Regions from separate parts of the Mus musculus genome. Here regions 1, 2 and 3 are each linked to region 4. The links are chromatin loops, found by intact Hi-C in ENCODE. Cell type or tissue: heart. All regions are shown on one strand. Each heading gives the region's core, and the rest is flanking DNA. Links, peaks and the distances in the headings are about the cores only. Region 1 overlaps Baiap2l1 (BAI1-associated protein 2-like 1). Region 2 overlaps Baiap2l1 (BAI1-associated protein 2-like 1). Region 3 has its middle 8.6 kb from the start of Tecpr1. Region 4 holds the start of Baiap2l1 (BAI1-associated protein 2-like 1).

The links. Hi-C counts contacts between places; a loop is a spot of excess contacts. Peaks named below come from ENCODE experiments on the same cell type or tissue, not always from the same donor. Only the 100,000 strongest peaks of a DNase experiment are listed, where the experiment ranks them.
Region 1: it touches region 4 in a loop (2.2-fold over the local background); 4 of 42 quality-filtered maps call a loop at or near these places.
Region 2: it touches region 4 in a loop (2.2-fold over the local background); 6 of 42 quality-filtered maps call a loop at or near these places.
Region 3: it touches region 4 in a loop (2.1-fold over the local background); 2 of 42 quality-filtered maps call a loop at or near these places.

Annotation. Positions count from the first base shown.
Region 1 is chr5:144,286,959-144,291,958 of GRCm38, reverse strand. The region is part of intron 3 of Baiap2l1 (BAI1-associated protein 2-like 1); the gene reads left to right. Among named protein-coding and RNA genes, the nearest start is that of Gm15708, 12 kb to the right of the region's middle. In heart, for the core only: a CTCF peak has its summit at 2,216 (motif pointing right); DNase peaks (open chromatin) are centred at 1,998, 3,348 and 4,338; H3K27ac peaks cover 3,301 bases.
Region 2 is chr5:144,264,450-144,270,520 of GRCm38, reverse strand. It overlaps Baiap2l1 (BAI1-associated protein 2-like 1), which reads left to right. Exons shown (of 14, transcript NM_025833.3): 13 at 3,876-3,913; 14 at 4,489-5,996. The coding sequence ends at 4,564. Bri3 (brain protein I3) reads right to left here. Exons shown (of 3, transcript NM_018772.4): 3 at 5,948-6,071. Among named protein-coding and RNA genes, the nearest start is that of Gm38675, 9.0 kb to the right of the region's middle. In heart, for the core only: a CTCF peak has its summit at 2,785; DNase peaks (open chromatin) are centred at 2,570 and 2,840; H3K4me3 peaks cover 232 bases; H3K27ac peaks cover 836 bases.
Region 3 is chr5:144,229,063-144,235,389 of GRCm38, reverse strand. No RefSeq gene overlaps it. Among named protein-coding and RNA genes, the nearest start is that of Tecpr1, 8.6 kb to the right of the region's middle. In heart, for the core only: CTCF peaks have their summits at 3,027 (motif pointing right) and 3,802 (motif pointing left); no DNase peak of the experiment used is centred there.
Region 4 is chr5:144,355,215-144,361,417 of GRCm38, reverse strand. Baiap2l1 (BAI1-associated protein 2-like 1) reads left to right here and starts at 3,306. Exons shown (of 14, transcript NM_025833.3): 1 at 3,306-3,627. The coding sequence starts at 3,577. Dmrt1i (Dmrt1 interacting ncRNA) reads right to left here and starts at 3,495. Exons shown (of 2, transcript NR_102374.1): 1 at 3,374-3,495; 2 at 413-965. In heart, for the core only: CTCF peaks have their summits at 2,862 and 3,509; a DNase peak (open chromatin) is centred at 3,087; H3K4me3 peaks cover 2,171 bases; H3K27ac peaks cover 1,782 bases.

The DNA of each region.
Region 1 (5,000 bases), core at 1-5,000, 68 kb after region 4:
CCTCCTCCAATACTAAATAGGTAAATGAGGGGGTCAGTGAGATAGCCCAGTGGGTAAAAGCCTAAGTTCAATCTCCAAAATCCCACATAGTAGAAGAAGAGAACAAACTCCAACTAAGTCATCATCTTCTGTCCTCCATATGTGTGCGTGCATGTACACACACACACACACACACACACACTAAGTGTAAATAGGTAAATACATTTCATTCAGTTAGATTCAGTTACAGTATGTTACTGTAAACCTATTTTATAAATGCTAAGCAGAGGTTGAGTCTGGACCAGGACCTCAAGGTATTTTAGGTGCCAAATCTTTGTCCTCGCTAGAATCCTATCCAAGCCATTTTGTATCTGGTGAGTATCAACTGCGAGCATACTGGTCACTTTCCTCTCATCTTCCATATAAAGTCACTGTCTGCTTTCCAGTTCATTGGTTTTTAAAAACATTTCTGTTAACAAGAATCTTAACTTATTCCTCATCCTAACTTTACAACTGTTAGTGATTTTTGCTCTAACAGTCTTTCCTATGATGGTGGCTAAATGGTGATTTCCCAAGTCTGGCAGATCCTTTCATGATCTATAGTTTGTTGCCGTCCTTCACTGTTTTGATGCTCAGGTTAGAATACCCCATATCTGACGAGCTGACTCTTGTGACATACCCCTCCGGGTCATTTATTTGTTTATTTTGGGGAACACTGGCAGAATAATTATATGATGTTACAAGACATTAATTGGAGCTGTAGCTTCAGTTGGTTAAGTCAAGAGTGAGACCCAGCTAAGCTCTGTTGTACAGATATGCTGCTATTTGTGAAGTTTTTCTTCTATTGTTGCAAATTTACTTGACTTGTTGGTTGGGATTTTGTTTGGTTGGTTTGGTTTGGGGTTTTGGGGGGTTTTGTTTTGTTTTCCAAGACAGTTTCTCTGTGTAGCCTTGGTTGTCCTGGAACTCACTTTTTAGACCAGGCTGGCCTTGAACTCAGAGATATGCCTGCCTTTGCCTCCCAAGTACTGGGATTAAAGAAGCGCTGATCAGAGGAGAGCCACCGCCTGCCTCCAGGGGCTAAGAGCCCGGTTTAAAGGCAGTGGATCATCCTGAGTGTGCTCAGGTGTTTGTGGTTAGGGTAGGTGCTGTGCCTCTTCAGCACACACCTGTCAGTTCAGCAGCACATCTGTGGGCTTTGCTTTCTGCCTTCACTGTTCTGATTAATTTTTTATTGCACTTTATTTATTTTGCATGTGAAAGTCAAAGAAAAGCTGTAGGAGTTGCTTCTCCCCTTCCTCCAACTGGATCCCGGGATTGAATTCAGTCGCCAGGCTTGGCAGCCAGCCTTTCCCTTCTTAGACCCCATTGTAGTTTCTCCTCATCACATTTGCTACCTGTAAAACTGTCAGGAAAGCCGCCGAGCACAGGCGGCACACACACACCTTTATTCCCAGCACTCGTGAGGCAGAGGCAGGTGGATATCTGAGTCTGAACGAGCCTGATCTACAGATCGAATTCTGGGACAGCCAGGGATACACAGAGAAACCCTGTCTTAAATGAGCAAGCAAGCAAACAAACAAACTAAAAACAAGCAAAAAAAAAACCCACTCAGAAAAACTATACATTTTCCCAGTGACATTTTTGGTCATTTTCACTTCAGTCCACACAGTATGACTCCAGGCCAGTAGTAGGTTGGCTTCTACAGCGTCATTTTATTATCTGATCCCACTTGTAGTAGCATGTAGGAAGTAGCATGTGACTCAGCCATTACCCTGCACTCTCTGGAAATAACAAATGTGTTGTAATTATCTGTGACCAGATATAAATGGAAAGAACTGGGCTTGGTTTTCTTTCTTTCTCTCTCTCTCTCTCTCTCTCTCTCTCTCTCTCTCTCTCTCTCTCTCTCTTTTAAATGTCTGCCTGAATTCAGCATGTGTTCTTTGCTGCCTCTATCCTTGGCAGGCTCCATCTGGCTCCTCCACATTCTTACAGTGAATTGGTAAAGCCTTATCTCACTGAAGTGTATTAATAGACCAGCTGGGTGTGGTGGTGCATGCTTGCAATCCCAGCACTTAGGAGGTAGACAGAGGAGGATTGTAAGTTTGAAGACGGCCTATATTACAAGAGCCTGTGTCAAAGACCAGGTAGAGAAACTCTAGTGTGAACTGAGAATGTAGCTCAGCTGATGAGCCCTTGCCTAACCGCTCGCTCCGACCCAAAGATTTATTTATTATTATATGTAAGTACACTGTAGCTGTCTTCAGACATACCAGAAGAGGGCGTCAGATCTCATTACAGATGGTTGTGAGCCACCATGTGGTTGCTGGGATTTGAACTCAGAACCTTCGGAAGAGCAGTCGGTGCTCTTAACCACTGAGCCATCTCTCCAGCCTGACCAGCTATTTTCTTTAAGTCTTATTATTTAACATTTTAAGGTCACTTTGCCTACCAGCCACATGCATAGCCATTACAAAGTATTGTTTAAATTATATTCCTAAAACCTAGAGTAATACTGCTGTTTGCAACAGTTGCTGTGAGCACTGTCTCAGTTGAACTCAGGAATTTGAAATGTTTTGTTGTGTCCATGTTTTACCTAAATCCCTTTGATTTAGCCAGCACTGTGGCTCAGTACAGAACTTGTCCACATGGCAAGTTCCATCTACAGCACTGCGAGAATTTTTAATTTTAACAATAAATTCCCTATTATTGCCCCCATTAAGAATCCAATTTATTCAGATTGAGTCACATGGCTATAATGATGTGAATTTCCTCCTGAGATGTTGGCTCCCAACCTGAAAGGAGAAAGGAGAGGGTTGGTGCAGCCTGCAGCATGGCTTCCTGTTGGGGCATGCACTCTGCTCTGTCTGAGTCTGGGTTGGGCTTTCTCAGCTCCTCCTCAGGGTTCTCTGTCCTTTCTCCTTCTCAAGTATAATTCATGAAAACATTGGTTAGAGCATGGGGCATACAACAGCACAGAGCAGGATGCTTTCATTCCTGAAGTAACACTTGCCCAAACCGAGAGTAGACGTCTATGGACTTAACCTAAAGCAATTTTGTGTCTGTTTCAAGGTACTCTTCTGCAGGTTACACAATCACAACCAAGGTGTGTCTCGGTCAGTTTTCTAAAACCAAGGACTTGGGAGGTCAACTTTGGAATTCCACAGACCGTGGTGGCCAAGACTAACCAGGTCAGGGTTCCCCATCCTGCCTCTGTGAATGGCCCATTTCATTGATCTGTCTGAGGTGGCAGAAACCGCACAGGAGTATGGACAGCGGGAACCCGTGGGAAGTGAGCTGGGCTGGCAAGGCCGAGTCCTGAGTAGAGCTGTGCTCGGCTCTCAGGGCCGTGCTCTGAGGTCTGCACTGGAGTGAGGCTGCGGAAACCCAGTTCAAGAAGGGTCACGTTAGGAAGAAACGTGGCCACTGTGCTTCCCAACAGAATCCTGATGGTTTCAGCCAAAACAGTTGTACATTTTCTTTTCTAAGAAGATGTGACTTGCCAAGAACTGAGTGCTTAGTTTTCAAATAATTGAAGTGTATTTTGTTTTTGTTTTTTTTTTTAATCTCCAACAAGGGATTTTTTTTATGGTTCAAAATAGATTTAAAGTAAGTCTGAATGTTTCCATATCTGAAGTGACATAGTAATGTAGTTATATTCTTGGCCAGGCTGCAGACGTCTCTTGTGAGCGTCTAGCTTGTCTTTTTATATTGACTTTTGGAAATTTTAGCTGGCATCATTGGGGTGGGGAGCTAATGAACCTGATTGGTTAAAAACCCTGACTCCTTTCTGCCATAGCTCTCCTTTATCCGGCACATTAGCTTATGGGACAGTGTGTGTTCTTGGATCCTGGTGGCCTGTGACTTCTCCAGGTTATGTACAAGCAGTTCTCTGTGCCCATCATACCCAGGGTTACACAGCACTTGTCTATGGAGGCCTTCCCCTTATCGATCACAGGTTGTTTTATCTGGGACACTGGAGAGAACAGGGAGGTTGCCTGTTCTTTGCTTTTAGAAAGACCTCTGGCACCATGTAAAGTTGACCCAAGAGAGAACCTACTCCAGAGGAATGAGGAATGCACTGGACAGGGATGGAGTGGAGGAGACTCCTAAGAGACCTAGCCAGCTGGATCTGTGTGGGGGCCATCTTCCACTTTTGTTGAGTGGACTTGGAAAGCACATGTCTATGACTTCAGTTTGTCCAGCGTGTCTGTCATCTTCTCAGGGTAGGACAGGCACAGATATGGGTTAGTAAGGTTTGTGTTCTTCCCAAGTGGCACCAGTGCACAGTAAATGACTTTGTCATGGGCATGACACATAGGTGAGAGGTTTCCCACCATGACGGGCTGGCTGGGGTTAGGAGGGGTTAGGAGGAGGCATGGTGCCGGTGAGCTCACTCTTACACATAGAACACTGGGAACAGTCTGGGAGCACACTGCATTTCTGAGATGGAAGATGAGGGAGGAGCAGGGCTGGGCTGGCAAGTCTGAGAAGCAGATGTCCAAAAATGCTCTTAAGTGTGGTTGAGGCACTTGTGCACTGGTGACAGCTGAAGCCATGGGCTCTGTGCTCATTTTCCCTTTTCTCTTACTCTTCCAGGGGCTCCCTGTCTCATCCTTTCTCATCCACAGCTGTCCAGCTTGCCATAAAAATTCCTTTAGGTCTAGCTACTGGCTATCAAGCAGTCCACCAGTACATTCTGTTGTGGTTTCATAGGGCAGTGGCAGCCATCCCAAATGAGTTCCTAGTTTCCTACTTATATTCATAAGACCTGTGTGGTTTCTGAGGCAGGTGCAGTGGCAGAGAAATTCTTCTCCTCCTCTTTCAGAGGAAAGTGGCAAAGCTTAAGCCCAGACCCCACCTGTACGAGAGCTGCCTTGCAAACCAGGTGGTCACCATGTTGCCTGCTGCGGGGGTGGGGGTGGGGGGTGGCTCCTTTGCCCTGAGTAGTCTCTGTTCCAGAGACTCCATATCATCCCAGGAGATCCGAGGCAGAACACTGTCTCTGCTGCAGTCTCCCC
Region 2 (6,071 bases), core at 1-5,000, 90 kb after region 4:
TGTCATCATACTGAAATGGCCATCTTTACTAGGTGTTCCAGGTTCCCTAGGCTTTCTCAGCGGGACCCAGCCCACCCGGGGTCGTCCAGCCCTTTAATCCTATGAAAGTATCTTCCTGAGTCCTAAGGAATAAGCTGTGTTAGGGTAACCCAAGACCATCTTGTAAGGGATCAAGCTCTTGGCGCTGTGCATCTCCACAAAGACCTTAGGAAGGGGACAGTGGGACAGAAGGCAAGTAACCAGTGTATGCGACCGTGGACACCAGGTCGTCAGAGGGTCTGCATTCTTGGAGTGAGCAGGATCACAAGAAACCTCGACTCTGCCTGTTACCTTATGGACACGGACAACCTCCGGTTGTCATCTCCCTTTCCAGTCTAAAGGCCACCGCTGCCCTGGTGTTTTAGGGACAAGATAGCCCACTCTCCTAATGGCCTGCCTGGCCCCATCTGAGCACCTTGGCTTGGCCAGAATCATCCCATTTTGTTTTGTGTGCTTAGGGACCAGTACCTTACTGGCTGCCAGATGACACAGCTTGGGTAACAGGCCCTGCCTGTCTGCCATGGTATCCCCAACTGCAAGGAAAGGGAAGTGGGGAGGGCAGATTTGGGGGCAGCAGTCATTCCTGACTAGGAAGTGGGAGGTATGACAGCTGAGCTGGGCAAAGAATAATGGTGTATTTTGAAGTCACTCTGATGGACGGCACTAAAAGTTAGTCTAGAAATTAGAGTGGTGCTGGAGGGGTGAGGCAGGGGAGTCACTCCAAAGGAAAGTTACACTTTCAGACTACTGAAAAACTCAAGCAGCAGAGGAAAAGCTGCCTCAAAACTCCCAGTGCAGATGTTTGTGGACCTTTGTGGTGGCATTATGCTCTGAAACATCTGTGGGAAGTTGAAAACACATCGTCACCTAACCTGTGGCCCATCATAGCTTAGTAAGACAGCATACTGCAGAGTGCCAGAAGCTGTCTCAGTACTACACAGCGCATCCCATGGGAAAGGACTGTATCATCTATCACCAGCCCAGGGAAAGACCACATCCAAAATTCACAGTATACTTTTCTATTCTGTATCACTTCACACTATTGAGGACCACCACACCACATCACCTAAGTCAGGGACCTGCCTTTAGTTGGTTTTCAAGTAGACACTTTATTAAAGGATAGCATACAAGTGCATGCACCAAGCACAGGAATAACACATAAAGACTACACACCTTTTCTTCATTTTTTATAAACAAGATCATATCGCGGGCTGGAGAGATGGCTCAGTGGTTAAGAGCACCAACTGCTCTTCCGAAGGTCCTGAGTTCAATTACCAGCACCCACATGGTGGCTCACAACCACCTGTAATGAGATCTGACGCCCTCATCTGAAGACCGCTACAGTGTACTTAGATATAATAAATAAATCTTTAAAAAAAAAATCATATCACCCACACTAGCATAAAATTTGCTGTGTAGCCAGGAATGCCTTTGAACTTCTGATCGTCCTGCCTCCACTTCCCCAGTGCTGAGATTATAGCTTGATGCCACCATGGCCAGTTTATGATGTGCTGGGAATGAAACCCAGGGCCTACCAGCTGAACTACATCCCGAGATCTTTGGGAATTGAGTCAGGGTCTATGTGGCCCAGAATGGCCTCAGACTCTTCTCTTCTCTTCTCTTCTTAGCCTGCCAAGGGCTGGGCATGCGAGCACCGGATACCAGACCTGGCCTTAAAGTGAATTTTCTTGAAGTGACTGTAGAATCAGAAACAGATTAAGAAACATCATTCTGAGAAAACCGGGACTTCCTGTGTGCCCCATAGTTACTGTCTCTTCTCTACGGCCAGGATCCCCATGGCCTGGCACTGAGATCTCACAGGGACAGAATGCATAAAAGTCAAGTGCTGGTTTCCTGCCGGACTTTTGGTCGTTTCTACCTGGGGCTGTAAGAGTTCAGAGTGTGGTGAGGCACCTTAAAACGCACTGAGCGTGTGGTTTTAGGAGGTTACAGCAGGTGCTGTCGGGTAGAGAGCAGGCTAGTCTCCAGTTGAGGATCTGGTGCTGTCCTTCTAAGGCCACACAGGATAGGTCAGTGTTTGCCCAGAGGAAAACAGAAGGGAGTGTTTTTCTATGGGAAGAGTCTGCTTATGTTAACTGAGGCAGCCTGGGGCTGCGAGGCTGCATTGCTGGTCTGACTTCTGGGCACCAAGGGGCTCCTTCCAGACTCAGACTGTTGCCTGGCATACTGCTCCAGGCAGTCCAATCATGCCAGCAATTTGAGCAGGCAATCGACAGGCCAGACCTCCTGATGTCCTTTAAAAAGAAATCATAAATTGGCTCTTAACGATCCCTATCAAATGAAGTTACATCAGAGGTGACTTGTCCAGAGGCCCGCTAAAGAAACAGAGTGCCCTGCAGGAAGAAATCACTTCACACCACTTGAAGCCTGATTAAAATGTGCCAAGCCAGGCAGTGGCTTTGTGCTTGTGATGAGTATACACTAAGTCCTGTGCTAGATGACTGTGCCGACTCCAGGCAACCCAGAGGCTGAGGTCACGGCCCAGGTGCCTCCAGCCTGCCTCTGGCTGAGAGTGTATCTATCAGGTGAATTCCAGTATTCGGGAGATGCTGGCCTGTGGCAGTCCTGGCCCAGGCTTCAGCCTCAGAACACACACTAGCATGTGAGGCACTTCCTTTGAATCTACAAGTGCCCAAGACTACTGAGAAACTAGGAAGCTTTCTAGGACTTGGAGACAGCTTGGCTTGGCTCCAGAGCATTAGATGACATTCTTCTGTCCTCTGCTGGGTGCTGCTGAGTTAGCTCCATGTGCTCAGAGTGATCTCAGAGGAACAGCACGGAAAGACTTTAAGATGGTAGAACTTTTAGAATTCCAGAAAGGTGGTCCTGACACACCCGTGACCTGCCACACACCTGCAGAACGTGGACAGACCCTCATTTCAGAAGCCCCCACCCCTTGTTGGTCTTTCCTTCCCCAGCACTGAACCCAGAACTCCTACATGCAAGGGTAAGTGCTGTATCAAGCCACTCCCCAGGTCCCCAGATGGCTGGCGTCTGCAGTTAGCATCAGTCTCCCAAACTAAGTAACCTTCATGTCATTATTGAGGATGCCACTTTAAAAAGGGGTGTGTCCTCTTTAGCTTTCACCTTTCTTACTCTCTAGTCCTCCTTCTCTCTTTCCCTTCCCCTTTCCCCCTTTCTCCACGTGGCCATGGCTGGCCTCTCCTTCTACCTTCTTTCTTCCTGCCTTTCTACAATAAAGCTCTAAAACCGGGAAAAAAAAGTCCAAGGAAATAAAAAGGGGTGTGGAGCCCAGTCACCATAGCACCACAACGTGGGTCTGAGGCCCTATCTGTAAGTGTTTCCTTCCACGCTATGCTCTGGTGTTGTGTTTAAATTCAGTAAGACCTGAGTTTCTGAGCATCCAGGATGTTCCATACTGACCTGTGTGTGAACAGTCGCCACACTTGAAGGCATCTAGTCCCCCAGTTTCTGAAATGCTCTAAGTTCTAAACTGTTTTCTCTCCTTTGCTTATTCTTTTGAAATACTTTAGATATGAGGTAGTCATCTCAATGTGAGATCACAGGATACTTTTAAACATGAATAGCTTTGAAGATGTATTTTTACGTGTGTGTGCTTGAGCCTGAGTGCAGATTCCAGGATCCAGATCCCCTGGAGCTGGAGTTATAGGTGCTTGTGAGCCTCTGTGTAGGTGCTGGGAACTGACCTCGATTATCTACACCAACAGCATCATTCACGGATCCCTATCTCCAGCCCCACGGGTGGCTAAACTTACCTCTGCCTGTCTTTACCTGTGGATCTTATAAAAAGAGTGTACCGATTTCAAGCCTTCCATAATCTTTGTCCTTTCCAGAGCGATGCCAACGGGACCGCAAAGCCGCCATTCCTCAGGTATGTATACCCTGTGCACAAGGTCAGTGGAACGTTGTCCTGTCTGCTAGGAAGTGGCCAGTGGTGCCCCATAGGCCTTTCTCAGACAGAGGAAACTGAGGCCACCCTTCTTGTCACCACTAGTTTTACAGTCCAGGAATGGGGTGGAGAGGGACAGAGCAGAACCCATGGCAGGGTAGCCTGTCCCACAGGAGACTAAAGCAGCCTGTGTGACTTGTTCCCTAGCGAGGCATAGTAAGCTGCCGCACACTTCTGTGTTCAGAACGGGCAGTCCTGGGTGTGTATGCAATATTGAATAATTTTTGCTACACAAGCATAAAAAGGACCTGAGTCCAAACCCCCAACACCCAGAGCATGCATCTGTAACCCCAGCACACCCCAGCACCAGAGGGGAAGACAGACAGATTATTTTGGGCACTTGGTGGTCAACCCACAGAAACACTCAATTCCAATCTCAACACCCCATAATGTACACAACATCAAAGTCCTGCCATGGAGGTCTTTTTTCTTTTTCTTTTTTTTTTTGGGGGGGGGGGGGTTGAATATGTCAATTTTTATACTTTCCTCCCCTATAGTGGAGAAAACCCCTTTGCCACCGTGAAACTCCGGCCAACAGTGACAAATGACCGATCAGCACCGATCATCCGATGAAGATGCAGGGGACAGTGCCAGTCCCTCTACTCGAGTTCTCACCCACAGGGCGATAGGTATACATTGCTGGACAGCAGGCACTGTCAAAGATTGCAGAGTGCCTGATGTCAATGAAGCCCCACTTGAGCAAATCAATGTACTTTCTCAGATTGACAGAGGTGGGTTTACACATTTCTGTCTTTAAGGTAAATGAGTAGCTTAGTGAATAAATCAATCATTTGAAATATTTTCTTTTCTATTCAAAAAGCAGTAAATTTGGCTCAAATTTTTAAATTTTTATTTTTAAGGAAATAGCCAGAATAAGGGATAGTCGGTGTATGCTTTTATGTCTGGCTTTCTGTAGCTGAATGCAAATAAGACCAGAGTTTTATTTTATAAAGCCTGTGTTCTTAAGTAGCATTATGATGTTCATTATATTATGTAAGTTTGCATCAGAGCATGCAAATCCAGTAAGCAGTGTAAATTATGAAAATATATTAAATATTTTTTAAATGACCCAATTTTTACCTTTTGATTAAACAAGTAGAACTCCAACCTCATTGACAGGCATTGCTGCAGAGCTGAGACAGTCAGCCTGCTTCATTGGCACTTGTAAATTTATCTCCAGGAGTTACTGAATTCAGTGTTACAAAGGTTGCCAGCAGGGGTCTCAATACGTCTGAGGGCTCTGTACAAACCAAACCAGGTAACCAAAGCCCCGTCATGGTTCTGGGGTCACCTCCTGTCACTCATTTTTTAACCAGCCACTGGCCTGTAAATAGCGATTCTGAAGCCTGGTGGGCAGGAGGGTGGGCCTGCCATTCCAGCCCAACACTGTCCCATGCGCAGACCAACATCTGCTCAGGCCACTGCATAGAGCCTTGAGCCAGAGGTCAGGCTGCCCCTACCTGCCCAAGATGTAGACCTTGTCTAGAATAGCAAATAATTAAAACCCATCCTCAGGACAGTCACTGTTGATAGAAACTTGCTGCTTATCAGATTCTCAGATCTCACCGAGAAATTATCCCCAAATTGGTCCGGGTCTATGTACAGGAAACGCCGTCCTTTCCAGCTGGGCCAAGCAGTGGCAAGCTCCCATGGGAGAGCAAGCCTGATGGCCCCATCAAGGGTAACTTAGTACAGGCCTGCCCATGCCAGTGACCTCCCTAAAGTACAGAGCCTGGGTCATGCCATCCATTACCACCGTGTTAGGCAGGTGTCCTGGCCTGATAGGGGAAATACAGTCCATGTTCTCCCTGTGACCAACCTATGTGCAGGATAAGGTGGGAAGTGGGCTGAGGACTCATGTCCTGGCTCCGCACACGAGTACAGGAACCAGTCTGCTGTGCCCTCCTAGCCCTGGGTCTCCCTCCCTTACGCGAACTTACCTTGACTGCAGACACAAAGGTTAACATTTGTTTAATGTTAATAATAAAAGAGATTTGAAACACATTTGAGCTGTAAGTGGTACCTGAGGACCAGAAGATGGCCATGGGCGGCCTCTGCATGTGACATTTCCCATGGCGAG
Region 3 (6,327 bases), core at 730-5,729, 130 kb after region 4:
ACCACATGAAGGCTCACAACCATCTGTGCAGCTACAGTGTACTCGTATACATTGAATAAATAAATAAATAAATAAATAAATAAATAAATAAATCTCTCCCATAGGGCTCATCTATCTGAATGCTTAGTCACCAGGGAGTGGCACTATTTGAAAGAATTGGGATTAGGAGGTGTGTGTGGCAGTTCTGGAGGAAGTATGTCCCTGGGCTTTGAGGTTTCAAAAGCCCATGTAGAGCTCAGTCTTTCTCTACCTACGGGGATGCAGCCCACAGGCCCAGCTCCAGAGCCTGCCTGCATTCCACCAGGAATAGACTCACCCTCTAAAACGGTAAGCAAGCCCCCAATTACGTGTCGGCTCTTGTAATAGTTGCCTTAGCCGTGGTGCCTCTTCCCAGCAATAGAATAGTGATTTAGAACGAGACAGGGAGTTACCCAACTGCATGGTGATAGGGGATCTATTATACCAGGCAACTTGCTCAGTCTGTTTGCACAATCTGGCCTACATTCCAACATGCCCATTTTGTACCCTGTTCTTGGCACTCAGGGCTGATGGAATGTGCTAATTCAGACGACTAAACTAATGAAAACCTTTAATTTCCCCTGGCTTTCTACTATGGTGCTGTGTAATCACAGATCTACCCCAGCTAAAGCTGCCATTGTTTAAACCACCAGCGGCTACTAATGAGACCAGATCAAGGACTATCGTTTTAGTTTCTTTCTTGTTGCTGTGATTTAAAAAACAAAAACAAAAAACAAAATTGGACAAAAGTAACTTAAGGGGGACATGGTTTACTTTGGCTCACAGTTCCAGAGTACAGTCCATCCTGGTGGGGAAATCAAGCTTGAAGCAGCGGCCACACCCCATCCACAATCAGGAAGCAGAGGTGAAAGAATGCTCGCTGGATGTTGCTCAGCCCCCTTCTTCCTCATATACAGCCCAGGATCCCAGCCAGGGGATGACACCGCCCACAGTGGGCGGGTCTTCCCACCTCAACTCAGTCAAAACAATCCCCCGCAGGCATGCTCAGAGACCCAAGAGTTCTGGTGAGTCTTTATCTGTCAAATTGACAGTTAACACTCACTGCTCACCCGCAGAAGTCCCCAGTGCTTACTTATAATTAACAAGAGCCCCAAAACTGAACCCATAGCTTATAGAACAGTCCATTTTATAGCACACTTATAGGAGATGAGAAATACCATCACACGATCTTCTAACCTGTGATTATGTGTACTGGAAACATCTTCTTAAAAGCCCTTTCATCCTCTCTGACACTAGGAATTTTTTTTTTTTTTTTTTTTTTTTTTTTTTTGGACAGGGTTTCTCTGTGTAGCCCTGGCTGTCCTGGAACTCACTTTGTAGACCAGGCTAGCCTCGAACTCAGAAATCTGCCTGCCTCTGCCTCCCAAGTGCTGGGATTATAGGTGTGCGCCACCACTGCCAGGCAACACTAGGAATTCTTAGCTCTCCCTGTGCGCCTACGGGTTTATGTCTCGCTTAAAGAACATTGATCCAGGCTCTGGGACACACAAGCAGGAGGACCTGAATTCGGATCCCCAATACCCACATAAAATATGACTGTGACAATGTGTCCATGTAACCCCAGCTCTGGGAAAGCAGAAACAAGAAGATTCTGGGGGCCTGTGGGTCTGCCAGGCTAGCAGAATGGCAAATTCCAAGTTCAAGGTCTCAAAAGGTAAGGTGGAGAGCAACAGAGTAAGCTATCTAAAGTTGACCTCTGACCTTCTCTAGCACATCCCCCACACACACACACACATGTGCAGACGTAAGTATACAAAGCACACACATGCGCAAGTGTGCATGCACCCACCCACACACATACAGACACACACACATATACACACAAACACGAAGACACACACACACACACACACACACACACACACCGTCTCAATGTAAGTGGCTTATTGAAGACCCTGGAGACTTCGTGTTAAAACCACTACACACTCAGCTAATGAATGACTATCCCTGGAAAAAATAAGGCAGTGGTGTAGGGAGCTCTCTGTTCTCTGTTGTACTTTTGGTAAGATTGCGGGTTTCCTTCTCCCCCCCCCCGCCCCTCAGGCCTTCAAGGACAGAGGGAGCAGAGGTGGCAAGCAGGGTTCGGATGACTTCCAGTGACACTAAGTTCTACTTTACTGTTCCGGGGGCAGGGTGTATAGGGCTTTTCAGGGTTCTGGTGGAAAGGGCTGACTGGTCACATTAATACAGCACCTAGTTATCATGTGGGTGGGAAGCCCAGGGTAGGGGTGTGCGCTGAGTTATGCAGCTCTCTACAAGGTCATTCTTCAGAGGAAGCCATGCACCTGTGCTCAGGGACACTCTCCAAACAGTAAGTCACAGAAAGGGAAGACCCAAGAGAAAGGGGCTTCCATTCCATTGCGCCGACTCGACTCGGAGGAGAGCCACCCGGGACTTTGACCTTAACTTTGGGTTCTCCAACGTAAGATCATATATACTGTGTAACCATTTATCCTGCCAAAGTCGCACCTGATGGTGCAGAAGCCCCCCAGTCATGCTTGCTGGATGGCTCCTGATGGACTCTGAGGTGTTGCCTAACATCTGACCTTTGGCTGCCTTGACTCCATGTTGTTCATTATGTTACTTGGACTTTGTGTCTCTGTGACAAACATCTGAGAAGAGTAACTTAAAAGGAGGAAATTTTTATTTTGGCTCACTGGTTAAGTGGCTTTGGTCCAAGGTTTGTGGCAGTATCACATCGGGCCCGAAGCAAGGCACTGTATCATGGTATCATGGTGGCAGGAATGAGCTTGCTTCAAATCCTGGGGGTCAGGAAGCAGCAAACAGGCAGCGTCCAGGGCAAGGTGTACCCTTCAAAAACATGTCCCCAGAAGCCTGATTACCCTCAACAGGTCCTACTGTCTACTTAGTGGCTTCTGCTTCTTTTTTTTTTTTTTTTAAGATTTATTTATTTATTATATGTAAGTATACTGTAGCTGTCTTCAGACACTCCAGAAGAGGGCGCCAGATCTTGTTACAGATGGTTGTGAGCCACCATGTGGTTGCTGGGATTTGAACTCTGGACCTTTGGAAGAGTAGTCGGGTGCTCTTACCCACTGAGCCATCTCACCTGCCCCTGGCTTCTGCTTCTTAAGACACTATGGTAGAGGCTGGAGAGATGGCTTAGTGGTTAAGAGCACTGACTGCTCTTCCAAAGATCCTGAGTTCAATTCAGCAACCACATGGTGGCTCACAACCATCTGTAATGAGATCTGACGCCCTCTTCTGGTGTGTCTGAAGACAGCGACAGTGTACGCACATACGTTAAATAAATAAATAAATAAATAAATAAAATCTTAAAAAAAAAAGATACTATGTCACAGCCTGGCAGTGGTGGTACACGCCTTTAATCCCAGCACTAGATGGTGGATCTCTGTGAGTTCAAGAGGCCAGCCTGGTCTACAGAGTGAGTTCTAGGACAGCCAGGGCTACACATAGAAACCCTGTCTCAAGAAATGAGAGAGAGGGAGAAAGGGAGAGAGAGAGAGAGAGAGAGAGAGAGAGAGAGACTAAAAAAAAAGAAAAAAAAAAAGCCCAGATTGATCTCAGGGTTAGGGTTAGGGTTAGGGTTAGGGTTAGGGTTAGGGTTAGGGTTAGGGTTGATCTTAACTCAAGATCCTCTTCCTCAACCTCCCCACGTGCTAAGATTACAGATGTGTGCTACCATGCATTGCTTAGGGGTTTTGTTTGCTTCCTAAGAGGCCAGATATGAAGTTGATGCCATATGAGCCCATCTCTCAATAGCACCACCTTCTGGGGAACATGCACTCAACACATATGCCTTCTTGGGAGAACTTTATATCCAAATGTCAACACCCCTGGCCTTCAGGTTTCTATTTAGTCATTCCTTTCCTTCCTCTTTAGAAAAACTCCCTGGGGATGAGCCTACTAGCTCCACAAGCCAAGGGACCTTAACAAAAAAAAAAAAAAAAAAAAAAAAAATCAACACAGGGGCTGGGCCTGTTTGCTCCTGCAATTCTAGTACTCAGAAGGCCACGGTAGGAAAATTGTCACAAATGTAATCCCTCTGTCAATCTGAGATTTTTGTCTTAAGAAAAACAAAACAAGCAATCTAACCAACTAAGCAAACACATGGGCCTGGGGCATGGCTCAGTGGTAGAGCCCCTGCCTAGAATCCCCCAGGGAGGGGCTGGGGTGTGGCTCAGTGGTAGAGCCCCTGCCTAGAATTCCCCAGTGAAGGGCTGGGGGCGTAGCTCAGTGGTAGAGCTCCTGCCTAGAATTCCCCAGTGAAGGGCTGGGGTGTGGCTCAGTGGTAGAGCCCCTGCCTAGAATTCCCCAGTGAAGGGCTGGGGTGTGGCTCAGTGGTAGAGCCCCTGCCTAGAATGTGCAGTCTCCAACACCACACACAGAACACATTATCCAAAGTTTGACCTTTGACATTTCTCATGTTAATAGAAAATACTACAAAAGTGAGGTTTGGGGAGATGGCTCAGTTAAGTGCTCTCCGTGCACGCATGTACAAGGATCCCCGGCACTGGTGGCAAAAAGCCAGGTGCCGCACCATGCACCTGTAATCCCAGTGTGAGTGACGTGGGAAGAGGACTTGCTGGCCAGCTAGTCCAGCCATTGAATGAGCTCTGTGTTGATAGAGACCCTGTCTTGAACACACATGCGGGAGAGTTAAGAAGAAGAAGACGCCACCTGGCCTTGATCTCTGGCTTCCATACACATGCATACTCATGTGTGTACACCTAAGACTCATACAGTTGTCGCAGGATATTTGATCACACTGTGAACCCCGAGAGTGTGAACTGGAAAAAAATCTTGTTGTGGTGTGGCTCAGCCCTAGGGCACATCTTTAACCCAAGAGCTTTCTGTTAACAACATCAAAGATAGGTCAAGAGGTGGAGCAACCAACCAGCTGAGAGGGCGTGAACGGAAGGAAGTAGATGGGCGGGGCATTGATTCGAAGGTATTTAAGACATGGAGGAGGAGGCGGAGGCGGACCTTCTTCCTTCTGGGACATGGGCTGAATGGGGAGGTCAGCTGGGTGCTTTCTTTGCCTCTTTGAGCTTAGTGGCTTTCACACCAACATCTGGCTCCCAAGTCTTTACTGGTAAAATTGAGCCTCTGGGATTTTTGTTTTTAAAACAACAGTTTATTTAAGTCCTACCTGGGGATAAAGATTTAGCTCTGTTGGTAATTGACAGAGTATCACTGAGGAAGCAAAAGCCCAGGGCTCTGTCCCCAGCCCTGCACCCAGGAGGTGGAGGTAGAAGGATCAGAAGCTAACAGCCATCCCCAAGCATGGACTGAAGTTTGGGCCATGCCTTGGGCTACATGAAACCATACTTCAAAATCTTGTAGAGAGGGGACTGGGGAGACAGATGGCTCAGTCAGTGAAGTGCTTACTGTGCAAACCTGAAGACCTGAGTTTGATCCCTGGCACTTGCATAAAAAGCTAAATGCAGGACTGTGATCCAAGAACTGGGAGCCAGAGACTAGGGGATTCCTGAGCCAGCTACATAGTATCATTAAATCAGTGACATTCCGATTCAGAATGAGAGAATGAGAGAAAGGAAGGAAGGAAGGAAGGAAGGAAGGAAGGAAGGAAGGAGGGAGGGAGGGAGGGAGGGAGGGAGGGAGGGAAGAAAGAAAGAAAGAAAGAAAGAAAGAAAGAAAGAAAGAAAGAAAGAAAGAAAGAAAGAAAGAAAGAAAGAAAGAAAGGAGAAAGAGCGAGCGAGCCAGCCAGGCCTGGTGGCTCACACTTTTAATCCCAGCACTTGGGAGGCAGAGGCAGGTGGATTTCTGAGTTCGAGGCCAGCCTGGTCTACAGAGTGAGTTCCAGGACAGCCAGGGCTACACAGAGAAACCCTGTCTCGAAAAACAAAAACAAAAAACAAAAAGAAAGAAAGAAAGAAGGAAAGAGTCAGGGTTTCTATTCCCGCACAAACATCAGGACCAAGAAGCAAGTTGGCAAGGAAAGGGTTTATTCAGCTTACACTTTCCAGATTGCTTTTCATCACCAAAGGAGTCAGGACTGGAACTCAAACAGGTCAGGAAGCAGGAGCTGATGCAGAGGCCATGGAGGGATGTTACTTACTGGCTTGCTTCCCCTGGCTTGCTCAGCCTGCTCTCTTATAGAACCAAGACTACCAGCCCAGGGATGCTCCCACCCACTAGGAGACCTCCCCGCTTGATCACTCACTGAGAAAATGTCTTGCAGCTGGATCTCATGGAGGCATTTCCTCAAGGGAGGCTCCTTTCTCTGTGATCACTCCAGCTTGTGTCAAGTTGACACACACAACCAGCCAGTATAGAGAGTAT
Region 4 (6,203 bases), core at 1,204-6,203:
CTTACCTTCTACTGAGTCAAAACTTTCTATCGATCCACTTTCTTCCATTCTTGATGAGCACCTAAGGTCCAAGAGCATCCAAGAGCTCGTGGGATCTCCAGTGTGCATGCAATAAGGAGCACCTTTAATGAGTCCAAATGGATTTTTTTTTTTGAGATTGAGCCCACCTTTTTGTCTATGGGCATGATCGACTGTATCTCTATTACAGCACTCAACTCAAGTCTTAAATTCTGCCCTCTGCATTTGCATTAAAAGATGAGTCCAGCCCAATTCTTTCTACCTCCTCAATCAACCCTACCACTGCCACATTCACATATACTCAGAATATCTGGCACTAGGAAAAATAATCCATTATCCACTTGTTCTTTCGTTCAACAAAGACCTCCTAGGAATTTATTTATGTGCCTAGCCCAGAGCTGGGACTGGAAGCCTTAGGCTTGATGTCTGGACAGATTTAAAACTGACCATTCTTGCTCAAGTCATAGCTTTGTGGTTGAGTACCTACCCAGCCAGAATCCCCCTATGAGGGCGTAGGGCACAGCTTAGCAGTAGAACACTTGCCTAGCATAAGCAAGGCCTTGGGTTCTATAAATACAAAACTGGCCATTCTAAAAAGATTTTCAGGAAGCAGGAAGATCGTAAGTAGGAAGTTATTTCCACAAAGTTGAGTTTGATATGCCCAGATAATCAATGCAAAGATTTGCATACACTTGAGAACTTCAATCTCTGATCAAATTCCAACCATGGCGATCTAACTGGGCCATCTGAGATCCTCACTGGCTTTATGACAGCTTGTTAAACTGTCCTCTCTGGCTCGGAACTGGTGCTGCCAAGCTGCGGGCTGTTAAAGGTTAAGCTTCCGCTCTCTTTCCAGCTCCTCGGATGACTGCCTGGCAGTGGAGGGTGAAATGACCTCATTCGTCAGAAGGAAGACACAGAAAGAGGTTCTGAGACAAAAAGGGGATCTGCCAAGGAAAGACAAGGAGTTTTCAAGTTCAAATAAAAGCCAGAAGACACCCTTGGTGAACCCTAATATGTAATGGTAGTAATTATAGAGTCCTGCTTACCACCCCGCATATGACAAGTGAACCCCAGTTGGCACATTTTCTGAGCCAGCTCCTAAAGATCCTTTAAAGACATGGGGAGCGTCTCCCACTGCCTCCAACATAGGGCTGAGGTGTTATTCCCTCCACCATGCAACCCACACCAACCACCATTTGCTTCCCAAGCCAGATATGTTTTATAGCCTGCAAAACGTGATAAGACTGCCCCAGAGTCCAAGTGCTTGTGTCTGTTCTAAGTCCAGAGTCATCCCATACTTTCAGTGTTTCCATCTGGGGCACACAGTGCTTTCTTTGTGTGTATTTCCCAGTGAACTTTATCCTGGAGCAGTTTAGAAGCTTCGTATCCTCCAAGCTCATAAACAAAGCAATCGTACCTGGACAGCTTTTAAAAATAAAGCCTTGCCCACTCCGGCTGAGTTCAAGTCTCAAGCGCTGAGTGTGTTTTCTGCTAGGAGAAGGTTGCTGTGGCCCTGGAGTCTGGGTCACCTCAGTCCTAGGTGTGTACTCTAGGACATGTTCAGAGCTGGGTTGGGTGTGACTGGGTAGACAACAGGAAGCACCAGGAAGGACTAGGGAGACAGCTCAGTAGTTAAGAACACTGGCTGTTCTTCCAGAGGACCTAGGTTTGTTTCCCAGTACCCACATGATGGTCACAACCTTCTGCAACCCAAGTTTCAGGGAATCTGAAGCCCTCTTCTGACCTCTGACATATGCACCAGGCATGTACATATATATGTATCAGTCACAGATGACATACATGCAGTCCAAGTAGCTTACACATAAAATAAAAGTTTTAAATAATGTGCCAGGAGCCACACACCTACATGGCCTCTACAAGATGAAAGAAAGCACAGACATCCTAGACGCCTCAGCCGACCTGGGGGCTGAGGAAATGGGTCAGTTTGTAAAGTGCCTGTGGTGCGAACATTGGGACCTGGGTTCCATCTGCGGAACCCATGTGAAAAGCTACATACAGTAGATATGCTCTTGTACTCCCAGTGCTGGGAATTTGGGAGACAGGTGGATTCATGGGGCTTGTGGAGACTTGATAGCCATCAGTCTATCCTTTTTAGCTACTTCAGTAAGAGACTCTGTCTCCAAGATATATATAGTAGATATCGGCTGAGGAATGACGCCCAAGGTTGACTTCTTGTAACACACACACACACACACACACACACAGAGGAAATTTTTAGACAGTCTTGTGATTTACATAGTTGTAAAGCATGGGATTTTAAACTTATTCTTAATGTTCTGTTATTCCAGTAATCAGATCTTGGCGTTAGTTACTTTTTTTGGCACCCCGGAACTTTCAAAATTGTGGGTGGCTCCATCCATGAGAAACCATGCCCCGTGGACCTTCAATCAGGGAAACCGATTCGTAGGAGGTATGTGGAAGTTACTCAAAGGCAGAGAGCTTAGAGGATTCACCTGCGGAGGATGTGAGCCTCGAGCTTTCAGAGCCAGCACCTTGTGGCGGACACTAGACCAAAGACCTAGAAGCCCAAAGGTCCAGGTCCTGTTCTAAAAGACACCACAGTGTAGGGGCTTGGCTGGAACTCTGGGAGGGCCGGGAGAGGGCGAACAGAGGTATTACCTCCACTGCCAAGCCTTAGGCGAGATGGCCTGGTCCACTGGGTCCAGCCACCTCGCCTTGTACTGCTCCAGCCTCGCCCACCAGGCTGCTCAGCCACGCCCACACGAGGAAGACTCTCCCATTCCCTTGCCTGCCTCAGCTGGGGCTGTCTAAACCACGCCATCCTCGCTTCAGCACCGCCCATCGGTCTGCTAGACCGCGCCCACCGGCTCAACTCTGCGGTGCCACTCTGGCGGACACAGCTAGGGCGACTTCGTTCACTCCGTCCCTTCTTGTTTCGGCCACGCCCATCCGCCATCTAGGCCACGCCCATCAGTCCATTTCAGGTGGGGGGAGTAAGGGCGCGTCCCCTCCCCTTGGCTTCTCCCTCTTGTTGGCCTCTCAGACCCCACCCCCGCTCCACGTCTCAGCTGGGGCCAATCAGTCCGGCGCGCTGGCCGGGCTTCTGCTCCGCTTAGCAAGCCCCTAGGCCACGCCCACCTAGCGCAACAAGTCTCTTCCAGGTTCCCCCGGTTGCCCCAAAAGATCGACCCTCCCACCAGGCTGTCTCCGCGCGAGGCCGCCCCGCCCACTCTAGAGTACTCAGCCTAGGCCCCGCCCACCTCAGGTGGGGCTGCCCCGCCCTCTGGCCGTACGGCCCCGCCCACTCCGCCCGCCTCAGGTGGGGCTGCCCGTCCCTTTGCTCGTCCCAGCCTTGGCAGGCTACGTCTACCTCGCAGCTCCTTACAGACCGAAGCGCCGCAAAGTTTTGACATTTTGGCAGCAGAGACGCGCACTGACTCTCTCCCGCTGACAGCTGTGGCGGCGGCCGACTCTCAAGGACCACTCAGTCTCAAGTCCTAGGCGCTCCCGCCGCCCGGCGGCCACGAGGCCCCGCCGCGTCCTCCCGCGCTCGCCCTCCCGGAGGCTGCAGCCATGTCTCGGGGGCCGGAGGAGGTGAACCGGCTCACGGAGAACACGTACCGGGTAAGTGTGGGACTTTGCGGAGCTCGAGACGGGAGACCGGGGGGATCCGGGACTCTGTGGTTCCAGGCTGAGGGCGGAGGCTGGGAGGCCCGGAGACTTGGGAACTCCAGGGTTCGAGGCCAGGAACGTGAGCCCGGACAAGCAGCTGACCATTGTCGCCAGCGGGGTCGGTCGAGATTCTTTTTCGCTTTTGAGATAAAGTGGGGACTTTACATGATAAGGGCCTCCCCTTCCCCCTTGGACCCTTGGAGACTCCCAGGGACCCCACATTTCCCGTGTTGGGGGAAGGGGATTGGAGACGTGGACGACAATCCGCGGGGTCCCCGAGAGGTTCTTATCCTCCCCCAACTTCTCTTTGTGGTCAGTGACTGCGCTGGTCTGACCGCTGGGGCTAACCCCTCCCCAGATCCAAAAGAGAGAGAGAAAAGAGACAAGCTCGAGTTTCCTCGGAGAAAAGAAAGAATGTAGGGGAGAAACTCCTCCGTAATTAGGAATCCATCGCCAGGTGAGCCTGGCTCCCTCGGCTCAGGGAATTTTCTAGGCTGCCAGGGAATCTGCTCCTGGGAAGACTTGAAACGCCTTCGCCCTCTTGGACTCTTTCATACAGTAGCTTTTAAGTTCGATTTGGCTTTTGATTACTTTTTGTTTAGCGTTTTGACAGTTTTATACATCTATATACAATTATTATGAGCATGTTCGCCCGCAGTTGGACTGTTTCTACGTTCATGATTTGGGGAGGTTATTGGAGTCAGAGAGCACTGAGATTTTAATAAGAATTGACTTAAGCTGACAGAACGTGTGGTGATTGGTCGCTTAACTGGCATGTTATGTGAGAGAATTTTTCCAGAAACAGACATGGGATTAGTGGCCAGTTTAGTAAGTTTAAGTACTTATAAATGAATTCCATTTGAAATGAGATATCCGTTTAATCATCTGCTATTAATAGAATACAAAACAACTTTTGTTTTAATTCCACTTAGGTCCACTGAACCCCTGAGATTTAAAGTTCTCTAAATTTACTTGTAGTCATGATTAAAACCCACTCTTTGGTCATTTCTCTAGATTCTTTTTTCACCCACTCTTTGGTCATTTCTCTAGTTTTTTTTTTTTCACCCCTAAAATTGAGTTTCTAGATTTGCAAGGTCTTAGTTCCTGAAATCAGAATTTATTGAGTTGCTGGAAAATCATTTTAAAGCAGCATGAAAATATTTTCAGAATTCATTGTGGCTCCAAATCATATCCACCCCTCCATGTGTGCACTATAACATTTATTCTAGATAGACAAAGTAGACTGTATTATTATGATTTTGAAGGTTCACAACTGTGACCAAAACCTGTTCCTATTAGTGTGCTTCCTTAATTAAATGATAATTTTTAGAAATGCCAGAAATTTGAATGTTTAAAGCCTTGTATTTGGATTGGCATTGTTCAGACTTAAATGATGTGAAGCCGGTAGAACTGGGGTGTGGGGTGTCGACAGAGTATGGAAGTAAAATGCCCTAGCGTGGGGGAGACAAGATACTCAGATGAATACTCAGTCAAGGAAAAACCATAACTGAGGAATGTGGGTTATTTATTGTAGTCTGTGCGTGGAATCCGAGCATCTGCTGCAGTGGAAAACACAGGCACAGTTAAGTTTCTCAAACACAATTGATTGTTTATCTTGCTGGTCTGGAAAGAAAATGTCAACTTTAGACAAGCAATCAGATGCCCTGAGCAAACTGTTCTTTTTCTCACTTCTGACTGAGAAACCTTTGGTTGGTGTGGGCAGGCAGATTACAGTACCACAAAAATGAACCACCTTGGCCTGTCTTTCTACCCACAGAGCTGGAGTAAGAGGAAGACTGTTGATTTTGTTGGTTTGGTTGTTGTTGACTGTTGATTTTGTTGTTTTGGTTATCCGCATTGGTAGACGTAAGGCATAGTTAGTCCTTTTGGGGATGTTTTGTTTTCTGACAGGGTCTCACTATGTAGCCCTGATTGGCCTGGAATTTGATATGTAGACCCGGTTGACCTCAGATTCAGAAGTTCACCTTCCTCTGCCCCCTCCCAAGGGCTGAGGTTAAAGCACTACAACTCCTAGCTATTTAGTTGTTGTTGTTGTTGTTTATTTGTTTGTTTGTTTTTTTCCTTATTCTTTTTTTAAAGACACTCTTGTATATGTAGTCTAGGCTAGCTTTCCTATGAACTCGCTATGTATCCCAGGCTGGTCTCAGCCTCCCCAATGCTGGGGTTGGAAGTGTGCACCGCCATACTGGCTCATTTTCAGTTTTGAAAGGTTGTAATAGATTGAAGATCAGAAACCAGTGTGTTATTGGTTTCCATCCCCAAGTGTTGAAACATTTCAAAAGCTCGCTAAATGTCAATTGATTTTAACCAGGATTTCCTTGTTAATATTTTGGGGTCAGGTTTGTTTTGTTTTGTTTTGTTTTTAATGTGGAGATAATGGGATTTAAAAAAAATCACAGCACTAGACAGGAGATTTCTATATCTATAAAACAAAGTGGAGGCTGCTAGCCCATAGTTTGACTCTAAGGAGATGCACACTTAAATTTACATTTATGGGGGTGATTGGA